Linked DNA regions of Homo sapiens: region 2 is linked to region 1. Evidence: chromatin loops called from intact Hi-C (ENCODE). Cell type or tissue: HepG2. All regions are shown on one strand. Links, peaks and the distances in the headings refer to the core of each region. The heading gives the core; the rest is flanking DNA.

Region 1 (10,617 bases), core at 1,368-9,367:
AAGGCCTGACCTTGGGGAAAGACACAAATGGGCATGGACCTGATTATGTCTGACCTTGTGTCTCTCCCAACAGTAAGGCTTCCAGTAAACACTAGGCTGTTAGTAGTTATGTTTTGGGGGAGTGAAAAGTTTTACTGGGATTTTCAACTGTGCAAGGGGTGAGTGCTCTTAACCTGCATGTTGTTTGAGGGTTAACCACAATGCATAGGTATTGAGTGATTTGAGGAGGACTCTTGGACCATTCTCACTGGCCTCCACATGGATGATTTCTCCTAATTTAAACACAGGCAAACTTCTCCCAACCTTGCTGATTCTTACAGCTCTTGCACTTTGCAGCACAACCTCAGTAGAAGCTCCTGTACTTCTGGCTCCAGTTTCTCTCCTCCCGCAGTCTCCTTAGCAGATTCCAATCAGGTTTCCCCTCCGCTCACCACCAACCTGCGTGTTGCTGAATTCAGTGGTCACTGCTCAGCCTCACTGTGGCTCGCCCTGCATCCCTGAAAGGTTTCCTTCATCTGCCTTCAGCTGGCCTCCCTTCCACTCCACCAGTGGCCCTTCCCAGTCTTTGCAATTGCTCCCTTACAGCCCTGATGTCTTAATATCCATGCTGGTTCTTGGCCTCTTTGCTTCCCTTCTCCACTTTGCCCTTTGTGGGCTCCCGTCCTGTGGCAGGCTCTGCAGGCTGTTTCCCACGCCCCAGGCAGCGGCTCCTGGCCACTGGGAGGGTCTAGTGGGAGGCTGAGGAGAGCCTTGGGCAGCATCTCCAGCAGCAGCGGCAGCTGTTCCTTTTGTTTCCATCTCCTGGAGTCCGCATGGACTTTAGTTTCTGCCGGGTGAGCCCAGCTCCCAGGTTCTGGTAGCACCATCTCCTCTTTATTCCCAGACCTCATGATTCTCTATGGAGAAAATCTGATGGAGTCTGCAGAAAAGCTATTAGAATTAATGAGCTTAGTAAGGAGATTGCAAATACATCTTGCTAAAATCTCTCAAATCAAATTTTAAAATAAGGATCCTCATTAATGACTTTTCCTATAATACACTGAGTTAGGGAAATAACACTGAAATCTCAAGAGTGAATGAACTAATTTTTTTATTACCATGTATTATCTTTTGAGACAATATGGTCATAGATTGAGAAACTGAGTGCAATAGGCCATCTAGTTGCCTCAGTCAAATCTGATTTAGCTCTACTGAAAGTTCTTTTTTTTTTTTTTTTTTTTTTTTTTTTAGATGGAGTTTCACTCTTTTCACCCAGGCTGGAGTACAATGGTGCGATCTCAGCTCACTGCAACCTCTGCCTCCCAGGTTCAAGCAATTCTCCTGCTTCAGCCTCCCAAGTAGCTGGGATTACAGGCCCCAGCCACCATGCCTGGCTAATTTTTGTGTTTTTAGTAGAGACAGGGTTTCACCATATTGGCCAGTCTGGTCTCGAACTTCTGACCTCAGGTGATCCACCTGCTTCGGCCTTCCAAAGTGCTGGGATTACAGGCATGAGTCACCACGCCCAGCCTGAAAGTTCATTTTCATACAGACAAGAACACTATTCTGATGCCAATGAGCTTTCAGGTTAGGAGTCTTTAAAATACTTTTCTGACACAAAAATGAGCATGCTGTTGTTTCTTATTTGATGTTTCCTCTTTAGGATGCCTCTCAGTTTCTGCACAGGAATTGTCTACAGCAGTAGTTTGCAAAGTTTGATTTCTATTAGAAATGAAATTTTTAGGTCTCCACCCAGACCTCCTGAGTCAGAAACTGTGGGGGTGGCCTCCAGCATTCTTTATTTAATACTCTTTTGAGGGGCTTCTGATGCCTGCTAAGCCAGAACCACCAGTCTATACAAGCTTGGGGTATGGGAAAAAAATTCACTTACGAGGTCACTTTTACTGTCTGAACTAAAGTGAATTCCCTGAAATAAAATTGGCAAAATGTTCCCTACTTTTCAAAGTTTTGTTCTGTCTTCAGTTTTCTTTCTTTTTTTTTTCTTTCCTTTCTTTCTTTTTTTTTTTTTTTTTTTTGCCAGGCAACTTTTTGGGGAAGCACACTAAGCTTTAGATACACTATTCATTTCCAGTAATCAGGAGAGAGTCATCAAAAGTAGAGAGAATAAATGCATTTTTATATGTTAACACAATAGATTTACTATTCAGTTACAAAAATGATGTAGACACACACAGAGAGACACATACACACACACACATACACACAGACAGGCACAAACCCAGAGGGTTTTTATTAATAGAATGTGGAGGGAAAGAAACATATGCAAAATAACACAGTATGGTTCCATTTATATATTATTTAAAAATAGACTCAGCTGAACTACACTGCATACACAGGTGATAAATCTATTAGAGTCAAGAGCAGTATTTTATTTTTAAAAATAATTTCGACTTTTATTTTCGATTCAGGGAATACATGTGCAGGTTTTTTACATGGGGTTATTGTGTGACACTGCGGTTTTGAGTACAAATGATGCTGACACCCATGTAGTGAGCGCAGTACCCCATTGGTAGTTTTTCAGCCCTTGCGTCCTTTTTTCTCTCTTGCCTCTAGTAGTTCTCAGTATCTATTGTTCCCATCTTTATGTCCATGTGTACCCAAAGTTTAGCTCCCACTTTATAACTGAGAACATACAGTATTTGGTTTGCTGTTCCTAAATTAATTTGCTTAGAATAATGGCCTCTAGCTACATCTTTGTTGCTGCAAATGACATGCCTTCACTCTTTTTTATGGTTGCATAGTATTCCATTGTACTAATCCATTCTCATGCTGCTATAAAGAACAGGCCAAGACTGGGTAATTTACAAAGGAAAGATGTTTAATTGACTCACTATTCCACATGGCTGGGGAGGCCTCAGGAAACTTACAATCGTGGTGGAAGGGGAAGAAAATATGTCCTTCCTCACAGAGCGGCAGGAAGGAGAAGTGCAGAGCAAAAGGGGGAAAAGTCCTTAAAAAACTATCATATCTTGTGAGAACTCACTCACTATCATGAGAAAAGCATGCAGGAACCCCCACTGCCAAGATCTAATCACCTCCCATGAGGTCCCTCCTTCAACACACAATTCAGATTACAATTCAAGATAAGATTTGGTTGGGGACACAGACCATGTCATACATGATGTATATGTAACACATTTTCTTTATGCAATCCACCATTGATGGGCACCTAGATTGATTCCATGTCCTCGTTATTGTGAATAGTGCTGCAATGAACATACGCATGTATATGTCTTTCTGGTAGAACAATTTGTTTTCCTTTGGGTTATACACCAGTAATGGTGGTTTTGATTTGCATTTCTCTGATGATTAGTGATGTTGAGACTTTTTTCATGTTTGTTGGCTGCTTGTACATTTTCTTTTGAGAAGTGTCTGTTCATGTCTGTTGCCCACTTTTTAAATTTGTTTTTTGCTTGTCAAATTGTTTAAGTTCCTTATAGATTCTGGATATTAGACCTTTCTTGGATGCATAGTTTGTGAATATTTTCTCCCATTTTGTAGGTTGTCTGTTTAGAGTATGATTATTTTAAAGTCAGAATAGTGGTTACATCTGGAGGGAAGGATGGTTCTTGGGTGGGGAAGAAATTTATGGGCAAGGGGCTCTGGAAACTTAATAATGCTCTATTTGTTGACCTGGGTGGCCATTATGTGGGTGTTTGAGTTATATGTCAAACTGTGCATTTAATTTTTTACTACTTTGTAGGTATATTTCACAATCCAAAACTGTCTTTAAAAGAAAGAAAGCCAGATGCTGTGGCTCAGGCACATACCAGCACTTTGGGAGGCCAAAGCAGGTGGATTGCTTGCACCCAGGAGTTTGAGACCAGCCTGGGCAATAGAGTGAGACCCTGTCTCTACAAAAACTACAAAAATTAGCCATGAGTGGTGGCAAACTGCCTGTAGTCCCAGCTACTTGGGAGGCTGAGGTGGGAGGATCACTTGAGTCCAGGAGGTAGAGGCTGCAGTGAGCCATGATCACACCACTGCACCCCAGCTTGGGTGACAGAGCAAGACCCTGTCTCAAAAAACAAAACAAAACAAGAACCAAAAACAAAGAAAAAACAGGGTTAGGGATCACCCACTCTAGGCTAAGTAGTCTGCCTCTTTCTCGCCAATTCGTAATGCCAACACTTTCCCTTTCTTTAGAGACCACCACTTTCAGCACTTGTAGTCACTTCCAGACCAAATGCCCTAAGGATACAATTAGACTGACCTTTCTCAGGTTTTAATTGACTTTCCATGATAACAGACGAGGATTTCACTTTTGGCCCTTCCCTTGTGTGCCCTTCCTCTATCTCCCAGGACTTTTGATAATTTTCTTTCCACCATTTTCTTCCCTGTTTTGGGGGATGGGAATTCCTAATGGTTTGATTTTTAGTGCATCTCCTATCATTTTGTTATCTTTTCTCTCCATTATAGAAGATGACCTTAAAATTATGCCCAATTATTCTAATAAATCTATTAATAGACTCATCTTGTTTTTAATATCCAACAGATCTTTTTTGTTTTCTAGCTGTTCTTGTCTGATAGCACCTAGTTCTTTTTGCAGATACACTATATTCTAAGAAGAGTATTGCACAGCGTTACAAAGATATGGAGGTACCCTGCTGGGGGAACCTGGGAATTCAGGCAAGTGAACAGCCCAGACCAGCACTATCCCATAGAATTATAATCTGACTCAATTATGTCACTCTAAATTTTCTGATAGACCCACTGGAAAAAGTGAAATGGAAGAGGTTGAAATTAATTTTAATAAAAATGTTTTCATCCAATATATCCAATATAATATCATTTCAACATGTAATCAATATAAAAACTTGTTAATGAGATATTTTACATTTTTAATTTTATTAACAATTTGGTATAGGTTTTACACTTAAGCATATCTTTATTTGAACATGTCACATTTCAAATGCTCAGTAGCTATGTGTGACTCATGTTGTATAGTTTGAGTCTGCAGAGAGCTGCACCAGCCATGCCTGCAAACTAAGTTCAAATCTGCTCTGAGATCCCCAAGAATGTACTTTCTGGCCTGGTTCCCATCTTCTTGCAAGTTGCTTCTGGAACTTTCCCCCAAAAGCCTGCCTCCTGGTGGTAGGGCCTGGTACCTTACTCCATCTCAGGTCCCCAGCCAGCACCCATCCCTCCTCTGCATAATTTCCCCTCTTGGACATCATCTGTGTTATTGCATTTGCTCCTGGTCTCAACCCTTTCAAACTTCTGGTTCCTCCAGGGATCACTTCAGGGGACCTAGTTCTGTGAGCAGCATTCTTGGGCTCCACTTAATACCCCCAGGCTGCTGCCCAGCTGCCCAGCCTCTTAATCTGGCTAGAAATGCTGTGGCTGAAGGTTTCATGAATGGCTGAAAGGAGCTCATCCCTGTTACACAGTGTCTGGCCAGCAGCCAGTTTATCCCCAACCTCAGACTCCAGGTAGGGTGTGGGCTCCTGCTCCACTCACAGCTGCTGAAGAACTGGTGTGGCTTGGGGCTACTGTGTCTAGGGCCTGGCCTCTGGGCCTTTGCATAGGTAGAGAGAAGACAAGGCCAGGAGAAATGCAGCAGGGGACAGTAGGAGGAGGCAGAAGAGATGTCCCCAACCCCTTGGGGGTGGAAGGCCTGGAATGAGGAGGCCCAGTCTCTACCCTCTGGGATCCCTGAAGGCCAGACCAGGCAGGTGTGCCTGGTGAGTCAGCCCTGGGCCCCTGCCATCCTCCCTCTACTTACAGCTCACACAATAGCTCAATTGTGTCATTGCACTTAGCTTTGGCTTGGGTTCCAACCCAAGGACGTAGCCCAGGGACCTCTAGGGACAGAGAGAAACAGCTATGAGAGAGGTCTTTGTGCAAATCTATTCTGCAGAAAGGAGGCCCAGGGTTATGGTCAGAGTGGCTGTGGCTGACAGCACAGCATAAGAAGAGCCGGTCTCAGCCACTGGCTTGCACTGATGGCCAGTGTGTGTCGGAAAGTGACAGGAGGAAGTTTATCAAATAGGTGCACAATTGCTGTGCATTTTAAGTGGAGGTTCACACAAAGGACTCTGAGAATCTGAACTCCAGGAGAAGTTAGCAAAGTCTCAAGATATTGCAATAATATTTAACCAGATGAATAATTTCAATGTACTGTATTTATCTTTTTGTCTGTTGTCATCACATGCAGAAACCTATTTAAGACTGTTTGAAAATAAAAAAGAAGGGTTGTTTAGGTCAGCTGAGAGTCTTCTGGGGCCAACAGCTCAGCCTTCCCTGAAGAAAAGCTTAAACGCATTTTTGCAGGAGGTGAAATTTCTGAACGGCTATGACTTATGTTAATCTACTACGGGTGTGCTATCGCTACCGCATGTTTTGGCACAGGCCATAGCGAGGCACTAATGTCCAGACAGAGATGAGGGTCCTAAGAATTGCACAGCCAACCCTTTTGTCCAAAGTGTCAAACATGGATGTTGCAAGGGGTGCTTTCCAGGTCTTAGCATCTTGTATTCTAAAGGAAATAGGTAGCAGAAGGGTTTTTTAACTGAACGTTGTATTAAGATCTTAAAAGTATAGCTTCCATGGTCCCAGGTTTGTCCAGCCTGTGGACTCCATGTTGTGACATTATCAAGGATAACTCTGGTTTTTCTAGCTTTATCCCATTCATTAATGCCAGGTCTCCAGTTTCACTCAAAGTCTTGCCCAGTCATTTCCAGAGACATTGGGTGCATCTGTGTGGATCCCTTGCATTCTTCCAGGGAGGCCTTTCTTGCCTGTGCCCACTACTCCGGCCCCGTTGTGTGTATAGGGATGCCATTTTCTTCAGCATGTGCGTCCCCCAGTGAGCTCAGATGGGAACCCATGGTGTGAGGGTGGGGACCGTTCTCAGGCAGATATGATGCTCTCCTTTTCCTTTTCTCCTCCCCCACCCCCACTCCTTCCTTCTCGTTCTGTCAGGAGCCCTCATACAAACCCATTTCTGCCTCACCTCCAATTACACTTTCACAGACAAGTCTGAACCTAAGTATCTTAAATAAGGAGGCTCCACTACTAGTGGATTTATTTGAGGACTAAACTCCGGGGGAAACTCTCAGGGTGTAACAGGATGTAAACTGGGACTCTGTATCTTTCACTTTTGGCAGGAGCCCCCAGGGCTGAGGACAACGTGGTGGGCTCATCTCTCAAGGCAGAACGATGGGTGCTGTGCCCTAAAGCAGAGTGCATGGAGACTATGGAGCCAGTCCTGCCAGTGTCACCCAGCAAGGCCTCAGAGCAGGTTCTGGTGGAAGAGATTGGCGGTGGGGAGTATGTGTGGGTTGCCCATACCCCACAGAGAGGAAGTACTTCCCCTTCCCTCAAGACAAGTGATTTGGACTTCATGAGAGCTGGATATCCTGTTGCCTAGAGTTTGGGATGAAGAGAAACTTTTGTTTCCCACCTACTAAGCCTAAGGGCTACAGCAGCTCTTCGGTAGGAGCAGAATGAAGAAAACAGGCTAGGTTGGAAATAGTGGGTTCCCAGCTGGGTTGAGAACAGTGCACGTGCACTTGCATGGAGGGTGATGCGTTCTGGAGAGCAGTCAGGGACCCTGCAGAGAGGACCTGGCCTGGGGTCATCATAAGGGGGATCCCACCAAGGAGGACTGTCTGGGACAGAGGAAGCCTCCAGCAGAAGCTCACAGGCCATGGGAAGAGTCAGACAGAGCCACACAGAGGACAGACGTGATCCACATGTCGCAGCAGGGGGATTCCAAGCATTGGCCAATGTGCTTTGTGGGAGGAACAGCCAGCAATTGCACATCTATCCACATCCTCATTACAAAAGAACCAGTCAGGAAAGGCATTTCCTCCACACACTGCGCCTTTCTGCCCCTTTCCAGCCCATTGCAGTGAGAGGGAGGTGGGGAGGCAGGTGAGGAGCAGGGAAGGAGCTGCCATGCTGTCGCAGGTTTCCAGCCAGCACAGGCCTAAGATGGGGTCACTTTCAGCTGGACAAGATTTTGGAATCCTGTTGTATGGGAATTTTCAATTATTGAAACAAGACTGGTTTTGTGCTTGAAGGGGCCAAAAACATTGGGAGACTTGCTCAAGATTTCATGCACAGGCAGGAAAGAAGGAAAGAGTTTAAAGGAGCCGTGGGAGAATCAATCATTCTCTGCTTGCCCCTAATGAAGCCAGCTGCAGAGAGCACTGGTAAACACAGTCACTCACAGTTAATCTAGGTAGAGGAATTTAAAATACTACCTAGGCACAAATCTAAAGTGCTTCTGCTGTGAGAAGCCAATGTCAGATCACTGAGGTCTCCACTCACTCAACATCTGGATATTGAGGACCATGAGTGCTATTAGCGCCCTAAAGGCTGTGTTTAGGACACCATGTTTTACTAAAACTCTTATCTCTAAGCATCAAGATCCCACCCGGTGTGGCAAACATCTGAGACCCAGTAAGAGAAGAGTGGGCTTCCATTTCCTCCCTCACACTCACCTGGAGGCAAATTCCATGCCCGCAGCAGAGGAGCAGTGGAGTCACCTCCACTACAGGATTTCAATGTCATTTCTCTCATTCTCCTTCCTTCCCCAGCTCTCTCTGCCTGCATACTTGAATTTACATGGGCAGTGTCGAAGGAAAATAAAATCTTGGGATCCCAATTAACGATGCCAAAAGGAAAAAACTAAGCTGAAAGTGGAGTAATGCAAGACCTTTCCTTTTGTTCCTAAGCAGATAGCTACAGATAAAAAGTAGCTTCCCAGGTAGCTACTCTATGTTCATCTTATCCTTACATAAAGTGCCAATTTACTGAGCATGAGAGGAATATCTAATTGACTATTCCCCTACCTGCTCCTTTTCTCTTTTTTCCTTTTCTTTTTTTGAGACGGAGTCTCGCTCTGTCACTCAGGCTGGAGTGCAATGGCACAATCTCGGCTCATTGCAAACTCCACCTCCCAGGGTCAAGTGATTCTCTTGCCTCAGCCTCCAGAGTAGCTGGGATAACAGGCACCCACCACCATGCCTGGCCAATTTTTGTATTTTCAGTAGAGACAGGGTTTCACCATGTTGGCCAGGCTGGTCTTGAACTCCTGACCTCAAGCAATCCACCCGCCTAGGCTTCTTAAAGTGCTGGGATTACAGGCATGAGCCACCTTACCTGGCCCCTTTTCTCTTGCAACCCATGGATTCAATAACGTGACCATACCCTCCCTCTCTCCCCTCCAGCCCACTTTCCCCCTTTAAATATTGAAGCCCCCAAAATCATCTTTGGAAAAAGACATGGACCACAGACTGTTCCTGTGGCTTTGTGTTCCTTTTTCCTGGGCATGTCCTTATCCTCGGCAAAATAAACTTTTAAATTGTTTGAGACCTGTCTCAGGTACTTTTTGGTTTATAGTAGCAACATGTATGCATAATGCAAATGTACTTGTATTTCATTATACATTTATTTGTTCTTATTACACAGGTAAGCCATTTTTATTGTGAGAAGACTCAGAAGATTCAAATACATTTGAAGGGGAAAAACACTCTCATCTTCCTTATCTCCCAACCTTAGTTTATAGGTGCTTCTATGTCTTTAATTAACTGGCCTATTTCTAGATCTATCTGTTTTGGACATGAGATTTCTGCTAAGATGGGTGAGGATTTCATTTATTTACACCACATTTCACCTCCCCTTTCCCACCCTTTCAGTTTCTCACATCACTCTTTTCTTTCTCTATAGGTTACCTTGCTAACTCTAGGCAACTTACTTAGACTTTTAGCCACTGTTTATCAACTACGGAAAGGCTCTCTTGGGCTTTTCTTCAGCAGTCTTCCCCTTTTCACTGACTAACTTTTCATCTGTAGTTTCTCTTCTGCATTGTTAAGGTCAAGAACATTTCCAGATGCCAGCAGCCACTCCATCTGCTATGCTTCTTCCATTTTGTGAATCAGCATTCTCTCAAATCTGAAAATACTAGTTGCATTCATTTTCAAGTGAGTGTTTCTTGAATTAGCTCTGTTTCCTCAGTTGTCAGTTCTTCTATTTTTAGACTGTTTTCTTTAGGTTTTGATAATCATTGGTCGTTTGGTCACCTGCTTGTTGAATGCTACTTTTGTTTACCACAGCCTACCTCAAGTGACAGGTAGAATCTAGGTAACTTGTCAGTCTGGAGTCAGAAGCACCCACAAGCCACCACCCTGTGTTCCACACACAGTGCCTTGGGCACCTGTGGATAAACTAGACTAAGTAGTAGACACTGCTGGGGCTGGGGTTCTAAAATCAAGACTGTGCTGACAATATGGCCTGGACTCATCTTGAATGCAGGAGCTAGAAAGCAAGAAATGTAGCTCTGATGACAGGCAGGAAAGAACTTGACTGAGTAAAAGCAGATATAAACCACCAAAGAAGATGGGCCGCAGAAACCTGCTTGGGACCTATCTCAGGCAGACAGTATCACGTCTTCTTCCAGCTACAGTAGGGCTTCATGGCATCAGACCCTATGTCTGGAAGTAGTTATTCATTAAATATTTACTGACCATGTACATTATGACAGGTGCTGTGCTCCTCTCTGGGGTTACATACACAAATAGGACATGTCCTTCACACAAGAAGCTCATCATCTATGGGAGGAACACATACATTACAGCATGGTGTGGTAAATGCTACAATGAAAATGTG
Region 2 (10,617 bases), core at 1,242-9,241, 97 kb after region 1:
TCGTTGATAGCAAAAACATTTTCAGCAATCTTGAACGGTGCCCAATTCTCCCTGGCCCCTCTCCTATTTCCATCTTCCTTTTATGACTTATTCATCTACTGCTATGTAAGCTTGCACACTTCTTAGATCCCAAACTACAAACTACTATAAAAAGAGGAAATGAGTTGATCTTTCAACATTTTTTTCTTTTTAAAAAAGTTTAAACTTTTAATTTTGAGATAAGTATAGGTTCACAGGAAATTCCAAAGGGTGTGCAGAGTGGTCCCTTGTGCTCTTCACCTTGTTCCTCCTAATGGCTACATTCTACATAACTGCAGTAAAATATCGAAACCAGGAAACTGACATTAGTATAATGAGTATATATGGTTCTGTCATTTCATCATGTGTGTAAACTCCTATAACCACCATGCCAATCAAGACTATTTCATCATCACAGAAATCTCTCTGACATTATCCCTTGTACAGTCACACCCACCTCCCTTTCTGACAACCATCACCAACCCCTTGTAAACACTAACCTGCTCTCTATCTCTGTAATTTTGTCATTTTGAGAATGTTATATAAATGGAATCATACAATATGTGTGACCATTTGAGACTCATTTTAAAGCAAAAAGAAGAAATTCTATTAAAAGATAGAAGACACTCTGTATGATTTCAATGCTTTGAAATTTGTTACTGTTTGTTTTTTGGCCCAGGACATGCCCTAACATGGCAAATGCTCTGTGGGTGCCTAAAAAGAATGTGTATCCTGCTACTTTTGGGTGGAGTGTTATAAATGTCAATTAGATAATATTAATTGATGGTGGTGAGTGTTCCTATAGCCCTGCTGACTTTCTGTGTACTTTCTGTGTGGTTGTTCTATCAACTGTTGAGAAGAGTATGGAGATCTTCAAGTATAATCATGGGTATGTCTGTTTCTCCTTGTAGTTCTAGCAGTTTTTACTTCTTATTTCACAGCTCTGTTGTTTGGTGCATGCATACTTAAGAATGCTATGTCAGCCAGGCGCGGTGGCTCACGCCTGTAAACCCAGCACTTTGGGAGGCCAAGGCGGGTAGATCACGAGGTCAGGAGATCGAGACCATCCTGGCTAACATGGTGAAACCCCGTCTCTACTAAAAATACCAAAAATTAGCCGGGCGTGGTGGTAGGCACCTGTAGTCCCAGCTACTCAGGAGGCTGAGGCAGGAGAATGGTGTGAACGTGGGAGGCAGAGCTTGCAGTGAGCCGAGATCGTGCCACTGCACTCCAGCCTGGGCAACAGAGCAAGACTCCATCTCAAAAAAAAATAAAAAATAAAAAATAAAAAAGAATGCTATGTCTTCTTGATGAACACTCTTTTATGTCCCTGGTAACTCTCTACTTTTAAAAGTTCTTTATCTGATATTAATATAACAATTTCTGCTTTCTTTTGATTAGTATTTGCATGGTCTATCTTTTTCCATCCTTTTATTTTCAACATATATATACACACACATACATATATATATATACACATATATAAAATGTCTCTAAAATGTGCCAGGATAAGGCAGAGGAGCTAGGGAAGCTGCTCAGAGGAAAGGATACTTACTTGGCCAGAACTTGGAATTGAGAGAGAAGGATACTGTGAGGATAACTCAGTAATGACCCAAATCCAGGGGGCCTAGAACCCAAATCCAGAGCCCTTTACCATGCAATCCATTGGGAATTTGGCTCTAATTTGGGAATAAGAAATTCTTGCTTTATTAGTTACATTTTTGCATTAAAAAACATAACCAATCAGGTAATCTATATATAAGTCTCTTTAAGTTTTCCATTCCTGAGATAGTCACAATCACAGGCCTCCCAACTAACATATCATCCACACTACAAGCAAACTACCTGAGCAGAGAGAATTGGTCCTCGAAGGGTGGTGGGGTTAGGCTTTGTGTCCCCACCCAAATCTTATCTTGAATTGAATTGTAATCCCTATAATCCCCATGTGTTAATGGACAGACCAGTGGAGGTAATTGAGTCATGGGGGCGGTTTCCCCCATGCTGTCTTGGTGATACTGAGTTCTCAGGAGATCTGATGGTTTTATAAGCCGCTCTTCCCGCTTTGCTCAGAACTTCTTCTTGCCACCCTGTGAAGAAGGTGCCTTGCTTCCCCTTCATCTTCTGCCATGATTAAGTTTCCTGAGGCCTCCCAGTTATGCTGAACTGTGAGTAAATTAAATCTCTTTCCTGTATAAATAACCCAGTCTCGCATAGTTCTTTATTGCAGTAGGAAAACAGACTAATACACAGTATCAGCCTTCTAAGGGATGTAGACCATCCTAGCAATCTGCTCTAGAGTTATAAAGGATGTAATGCAATCACTTTGGTTAATCAGAATCTCCATCAAGATCTAATGGAGCCAGGAACTCCAAACCTGACGGATCACCAGGACACTATGACTGCATAAGGAACTCCAGTCCTGAGGACTAGAGGGTCTGGTTATGTAACAAAACTCCTTACAAAGGTTTTTGGGTTATACTGTAACTGACAGAGCAGAGTGTATATTTACTGCCTTCTGTAAAGTTACAAACATTTCCCATCCCTCTGTGCCTTGCTGGTGACCCAGATAATAGCCCTGCTGGGCAAAAATAAGGGCTCCGTAAAAAATCTCTAATAAAACAAGAGAAATTATCATTCTCTGCTATGTGATAACATGGACATTGCTATGTGATTTCTCTGCTGACCCTTTTTCAGGAACCCACCATCCCCCAAGCCAGAATCTCCAAAGTGGAAAACACCAGGTGTGGGAAGAAATTATTAGCGTTCCCATATCTGCTATGTTCCAAAGCGCTGCAGTGCCCAGTGCTGCTTCCTACTTCTCCATTATATTTTGTTAAATTTCTGAGCATAAGACAAGTCTCCACTGAGGGTCAGCTCGCTGTAAGGATCAAAGATCAGAACTAAACACTAGTAACGGAATGGGATTTTTGAATTTATGATGAATTATCTCAGGTGTGAATACATGAAAACTCGCAAATGAAAGCCCTTAGAGTAGAAGGCCCCTTTAGGGAAGATCAGCGTTAACAGCACAGATGCCCAGGTCCTGTCTGCCCACTCGAGATTAGTGGGGAGTGGACCCTGAGCATCCTAAGTCACCCCCAAGCATCCCAGATGATCCCCATTACATTACAGCTGGTAGGCATGGACTCACAGAGCTCCAAAGCCTGGAGGGAGAGGAGGAGGCAGGAGCCAGGCCATGTCTACCTCCACTCCGTCCCCAAGCACCTCGAGTGCCCACTCATCTCCCTCCATACCTGGCCCCACTCAGCCAACAAATGTGGGCAGCATCACTTGCCTGCAGCTTGGGGGAATCCCTGATGCTCTTTCCTGGAATTGAGACTCAGGTGGGAGATGGGCTCCTGATCTTACTGCAGTGGTGGAGAGGGTGACACTGGTGTCCCACAAATGCTGAGCATGTTTTCCCACTGAATTCTGTGGGGCATGGCAACCAGGTCTGTGTTACTGTCCTGCCTGTGCAGGACTGTCCTTAGAATTCCAAGTTCACACACCCAACTTCATCTACCCTCTCCCTCCATGTCACTGCCAAAGGAACCAAGGCCGGAAGTTAAAACCCAGCCATGAAAGCACAACACCCACACATGAGCACGCCCCAGTGATTCCTCCAGAGACCTCTGTTCTAAGCACACGCCGCCGAGACGTGGTACTTAACGACTGGGAAAATGACCAATGTATTACAAAAACGTTACTAAATGAGCTCTCAGGTTGGAAGATACGGTTACATTTAGCTTCTCCCACAAGAAAGGCCTGTACCAGACCCAGACTCCAGGCAGGGAAGACAGTCCTGTCTCTGGCTCCTGGGATCCCTGCCTTTCCCAAGTACTTCTGACGTTGGTCTTTGTGAACACAACAAAATCTTCAACATAACCTCTGGGTAAGATCATAAGTGGCATATTCCGGAAGGCACTAAATAAAACAAGTCTGACTGAGGAGTGACTGGGCTCTCACTGTCAGATCTGCTGCATTTCCCACTCATTCCCTGTGAGCACCGTCAGGGGCCCAAGTGGAAAGCAGTACTCTATGGAAACGTGACATTTACGGACGGGGCATTCTGCTATGTGGTCAATAAAGGGAGGGGGCACTCACACATGTGAAATAAGGTAACAATCACAAGCAAAACCCAAAATGGAATGTTGGCAAAAAAGATAAACAATTTAGAAAAACTACTAAAAACGTCAACTCTAGAGCCTCTCCCTGTCCCTGGCCACATCCCTGTAAGGGAGAGCCTACCTGAGGACACTCAAGAGGGACGTCACCACTGCAGACTCCTGACTTGGAGTTCACGCCGGCCAGGGACTGCTCCGGACCATGGGTTGTTCACACTGTGACCTGGGTAGACCTTCACACGGGAAGGTCACGGAACAAGGCGTTTGATCACGAAACAGCCAGAGCAGATTCATAATTAGGATCATCCTTACTGCTTGCAGGCAGCAATCAAGCTCAAATCTCACCAATTAACTTGTCAGTGTGACTGTTGGTCAGGTGTGACTCTGAGAAGCTGAGAAGGCATATTTTACTTTCCAGGGAGATACAAGGCCTGCCTCCATGGCCACGGACCTTACAGGAAGGCCTGGGTACCTTCTGCCCCAACAAGCACTAAGGGTTATTCGTTTCCATCCAAAACTGGCATCTTGTTAATATACTCTTTGTTAACATGGTCCCAGAATTCATTCCCCATAAACTGTGACCTCTTATGATCTGATTTATTCATCATGTTTTATAACCATTTTGACATCCTGGAGCCAGGAACATTTCTAAAGAAACCATTTCAACGTTAGTTATAATAAAAGTCAACCGGAAAATTGATTCTGATAGGCAGAAATCTCAAACTCAAAATGCTTTTGGTGTGTCCAGTGAGGCACCTGCAGCACGGGAATGGGGAGCACAAGGGCACTGGGACACACTCCCCTCCCACACCCTCCACCAGACACGCCCAACTTGAATGACACTTCTGCAGTTCCACGTGTTCCCTTCAGTTCTGTACATCCCAGTGGTAATCCCAGAAAGTATTCTCCTACTGGGGCTTGTTTGTAATTACCTGTTCAAGGTCCAGTTTACTAAAAGCCCTACAACACCCCCTCCATTGTGACACACACACACACACACACACACACACACACACACACACAGCATGAGAGGACTTTTTGTTTTTCTGGAGGAAGTCAAGAAAAATTTCTCTCTGCTTTTCCTAGTTTGAGAACCTCAACTGCAGCAATGCGCTCATTTCAAGCTCTGTGTGGCCTGTTTATTTAATGCTGTTCTCTTACATACACATCCGCCACACGGCCGGCCCAGGGCCTCTTAAGGACAAGGACAGAGTATCTGGAATCCAACATTCAGGTGTGAGACACAGGTCACCATCCAACGCTGGGCCGTACTAGGCAAGGAAAGTAACCTCTCTGGGCTCATTTTCTGCTATACAATTCAGGGGAGGACTATCCATATCACCTGGCATTAAAGAGAATTCACGAAAATTCCTTTGTAAATTCTAAGGTACAATTCAGAGAATCACTGAAAAATGAATGGAATGTTATGTATTCAGTTTCTATCTAAGGAAAAGAAGGTCGAGGGGTACAGAATTGGCTTTTTTGTTTTTGTTTCTTCAGCTTTCTAGGAAGCCACACTGCTAGGGTGTATCAGCTATGACAGAAAAGAAAAAATGCTTGGCATAACCTTGATCACCACCACAACTAAGAGAAAATAATTATGTTATTGACTATGCAAGAACGTTAAATCACAATTTTATGATGTTTCGCCCTGAACAGGGGCGCTGTGGGAAGCGTCAGGGACCTTAGAGATGGCCTCAGCACACAGGAAGTGGCTGTTAAATACAAAGTCCCCTGGCCTGTACAGAGAACTTCTCTTTTGGCAGGTCTGATGTTAAGCTGGGGATCCCCAACACAAGGCGACTCTGAGCACCATCCTGGGCCTCCATGGGTGGAGCTGGAAGCCACAGGAGCTGTTAAGCTGATCCTGGTGCTTCAGGAGCAGCAGAGGCCCTCGGGGGATTCAGGTTCCCAGCTGGTGCCCCCTTCTCAAACCTCCCAAAGTCTTCCTTCACACACCCTTACGTTTCCAAAGAACTCTCCAAACTGCACTTAGTTGCAGGAGATTTTTCTAGGGGAGAAAAAAATAAATCTCACGAAATTCCTGGTACAGTAAGAAAGAAAGGCTTTTTTGGGTCAGGAAATGGGAGCTCCCAGCCTGCTCTGCCACCTAGGAGCCCCGGCCAAGTCATTTAATCTCCCAGAGCCTCACATTTCAGTTTAAGGTAAGCACTTGGAGAATGGGTCGTTACCATGTCACCACCATCATGTGTCAGAGACAGCAGCCCGGGAAGCAGAAGGAACGTGGGCTGGTAAGCAACAGACCTTCTGCTTCCCGGGCTGCTGTTAATAGATGGGGACACAAAGCCACAGGAGAGGTTAAGGGGACTCTCCAGAGTCACACAGTTGAGCATGCACAGCTGTGGACAGTCTCCTTAACCTCTCCTGAGGCTTTGTGTCCCCATCTATTAAATGGGGGCAATAACATCTGCATTTGCGACTAGAGATAATATACAAGCAGTGACAAGCCCTGTGCCGGGCACCTGCCAACGATGACCCCATAGATTACAGCTGCTTCCACTGACTGCACCACCGGGGCACTGTGGAATCAATGTGGCAATGTTTTCCCAGCAGCTGTCAATACTTACTGGGCAATTATTTAACCAATTACCACAGATTTATCCGCAGCATTAAAGGCTGTGGCCATCTCTTTATATTCGGTACACTGTACAGAAGAAACAATCAGTCCAAACTGCAGAGACTGTTCCCCCAGATCACCCAGGGGTCCAGAGTGCGGCAGAAGGAGGCTGAGATGGGCCCATTTATTTGGGCGGAAACTCCACAAGTTACTTCCAGGTATCATGAGACCTCCAGAGCTACACCCTCAACAGAAGCTTTAGCCCTAAAATCTTAATGACTGAGCACTGGGCTTTGCGTGTAAAAAATCTTTCTAAATAACCTGTTGGGGGCAAAGTCAGCTACCAGCAATCTCCAAAATACCAAACAACCAGGATATGATAAAAGTGAGTAGTAAATTCCAGATGACTTTTCCAAGTGTACACACCCTAGGAAAAATTGTTCTGAAATAAATTGAGGATAATATGAAGTAGTAAACTTTAGTAGTTAAATAAATATTACTGGATAGCGTTTTTATGGATGTAAGAGTGACAGGCTCAATGTTTCATCTTCTCATGCTCACTGCTCAGTTAAACACAGCTGCTGCTGCTTCTATCACAAAATGGAAAAGATGTGTGTAGGCTCACTGCTGACATTTACACGCTGGACATGCACATCACCAACTGACTCGGTTTGTGAAATCCCGTCCTGTTTACTCAAACTTGAGTTGTGTCATCTAAGCCACTGTCCTTCCTATCCCACTACACCATCCTTCTGTCCATTAGGACATGTCTGTCATGAAAAAGCCTCCAAAAGCTTTTCAAAAGTCAAACGAATCTGCAGCATAGCAGACAAGGCCCTTTGCATCTTCCGTCCCTAGTAATGGCCAGCCTCCAACAATCAATTACAGTCACTTTTCAAGTACACACGGGAAGAATTAAGTGCAGATTATGCGTTTGCCAAAATGACAACTCTGGTGGCCTTCTGGCTCTTCCTATGGTCTCCGCTCCCCCAAAGAAGGCAGGGTCAGAGCCGCAGGGTCCCAAGACTTTGTTCCTTAACTTCAATGGGGAGACCAGAAAACAGGGTAGGGAAATGCACCACGTGGAAATGGGCTGAGACGTTACTCAAGCCCTCAGACACCGCCATCCTCCTCAAGCTGCTCTCAGCCCAGCCCCAGGCACGCAAACCTTGAGTGTCCAATAACTGGGAAATGCATCCAAGGCTGACATCCCGCTTACTGTTCTACCAGGCCAGCATTTATTTCACTTCTTTCTGACATGCCGAAGTGTATGGCTGACCGAGCTGTTGCTTTCCCTGTTGGCACTTCAAGGACCACCGACCAAATGGCAAATGCCTGGTCCCCAAGCCAGTATTGTCTGAATGACCTGCAGTCTCCAGGAACCATGGCCCAGCTGGTCCAATCAGCCTGCCCTGTTCCAAGGAAACACATTATACCTCTGTACACGTCTCCTCATTCTTTAAAACTTATTCCCAACGTAACATCTCCTGGCTTTTCCATACTGTCCCCTAAAGGGTCAGTTGATCCCTGCCTCAAGTATTAGGGACTGGCTGTAAGAACCTCCACTACAGCAGTTAGCACAGTCCCAAACTGTCAGGGTCCCATCCTGAAAGGGCATGGGGAAAGGTGGCTGGGACTATATTTTATCTATTTTTTTTTTAACTGCTACAACAGTCACTGCAAGAAAAATAGCCCAAAATACAGGTGGGGTGTTCACAATAGATGTTTATTATATGAATGGCTACATCTCACGATTTTCCAAATGAACATTTTTCTAAACCACAAAAGTAAATTTTAATAGGTGAATCAAGGTTTTGTGTGGAACTTATAAACTTATGAAATAAAAGTAATCCTTTAAAATTACATGGGTAGATATTTTTGTAAGCCAGCCAGCTCTCATGGTCTCCATGTACCGTCTTGTCTACGTGGCACCCGTGTGTTGGGAGCTCCTGCAGACTGAGCTGCTGGGTGAGCATGCCACACTCCCCTGCCTCACCACCTTCTCAACCAGCACCAACAACAGCTTCAGGTCTGCTAATGTCACTGACGATCAAGACCTTTCTAAAGAAGTAGTGACAGACTCTGATGCTAATAAATTATTAATGAGTTCTGATGATCCAATCAGAAGATCTGTCATTTCTAGCTTATACTCCATTCCCTTGAAATCTGACAAGTGGATTGATACATGACTGCATTTGCAAATGACTGTTTTAAAAAGTTCTACCCCAATGACTTTTTTTTTTTTTTTTTTAAAGAAAACGGAGTTACCATGGGTTTGAGAAGTTTTCTTATGTAAGATAAACCTCCTAGGTTTGGAACAGGAACACCCCGATGGTGTCTGTCTTGCACAAGGTCTGGAAGAGAGACCTGGGAATGCCCTATGAATGCATGAGGGGACCCAAAGCTAGAAGAGCCAACAATGGCTGGGGTGAAGTCAGGTATGCAGTGTGAGTGCCAACCCCCGACTGCCGACCAGGAGCTAGCTCTGGAAATCACAACACACAACACCCTAAATCAACGGGACAATATGGCATTTTCTCCAAAAGATAACATAAAGCGTAACACGACGAGAACACTAAGACACTTAATCCTATCCTTATTGCATATTAATCTTATGCTGTTCTAAATACCACACATCAAAGGGGCATAACTGAAATTGAAAAGGTTCCAAGAGATTTTTCTTTTAAGGTGGTCGAAGAGAAAGAACATATTCACAAGATGTGTTTGTAGTAGTAGCAGACCAAGTAAGAGGAAATTCTAACTTTTAATATTAAAGGAGAAAATTTCCAGAAACCACCACACCAAAAGATTCCATAGTCCAACATGATAGTTTCAAGATTACTTTAAAACAATCTGCAAATAATAGAAGCAAATTAAAGTTTTTTTATACAAATGTCCACTGTAATATTCTCATTTGCTCTTCATACAACCAGAAGACATATCACCTAAAAGTTGGACACCAAAACTAATTTAGGTTATGCTTTGATTAAAATTTGGTTTGCTTTCATACTTGATTTAACAATCTTTTCTATTTTGTTCTGTTAAATATACCATGTTGGAAATATATATTTCTTATAAGCTGATAGTAAGATGTACAGGAAAAATCTTACAGTATAAGGAATAAAATCTTTTTATATATATATATTTTTATTACACTTTTAAGTTCTAGGGTACATGTGCAAAACGTGCAGGTTTGTTATATATGTATACATGTGCCATGTTGGTGTGCTGCACCCGTTAACTCGTCATTTACATTAGGTATATCTCCTAATGCTATCCCTCCCCCCTCCCCCCACCCCAAAACAGGCCCCAGTGTGTGGTGTTCCCCTTCCTGTGTCCAAGTGTTCTCATTGTTCAATTCCCACCTATGAGTTAGAACATGCAGTGTTTGGTTTTTTGTCCTTGCGATAGTTTGCTGAGAATGATGGTTTCCAGCTTCATCCATGTCCCTACAAAGGACATGAACTCATCACTTTTTATGGCTGCATAGTATTTCATGGTGTATATGTGCCACATTTTCTTAATCAGTCCATCATTGTTGGACATTTGGGTTGGTTCCAAGTCTTTGCTATTATGAGTAGTGCTGCAATAAACATACGTGTGCATGTGTCTTTATAGCAGCATGATTTATATTCCTTTGGGTATATACCCAGTAATGGGATGGCTGGGTCAAATGGTATTTCTAGTTCTAGATCCCTGAGGAATCGCCACACTGTCTTCCACAATGGTTGAACTAGTTTACAGTCCCACCAACAGTGCAAAAGTGTTCCTATTTCTCCACATCCTCTCCAGCACCTGTTGTTTCCTGACTTTTTAATGATCACCATTCTAACTGGTGTGAGATGGTATCTCATTGTGGTTTTGATTTGCATTTCTCTGATGGCCAGTGATGATGAG

What was found. Hi-C counts contacts between places; a loop is a spot of excess contacts. Peaks named below come from ENCODE experiments on the same cell type or tissue, not always from the same donor. Only the 100,000 strongest peaks of a DNase experiment are listed, where the experiment ranks them.
Region 2: it touches region 1 in a loop (2.8-fold over the local background); 2 of 110 quality-filtered maps call a loop at or near these places.

Annotation. Positions count from the first base shown.
Region 1 is chr2:105,914,544-105,925,160 of GRCh38, reverse strand. No RefSeq gene overlaps it. Among named protein-coding and RNA genes, the nearest start is that of ECRG4, 150 kb to the left of the region's middle. RefSeq lists an enhancer at 9,837-10,086. In HepG2, for the core only: a CTCF peak has its summit at 5,095 (motif pointing left); DNase peaks (open chromatin) are centred at 5,110 and 5,780.
Region 2 is chr2:105,817,681-105,828,297 of GRCh38, reverse strand. All of the region lies in intron 2 of NCK2 (NCK adaptor protein 2), which reads right to left. Among named protein-coding and RNA genes, the nearest start is that of NCK2, 78 kb to the right of the region's middle. RefSeq lists an enhancer at 5,959-6,008. In HepG2, for the core only: no CTCF peak of the experiment used is centred there; a DNase peak (open chromatin) is centred at 5,047.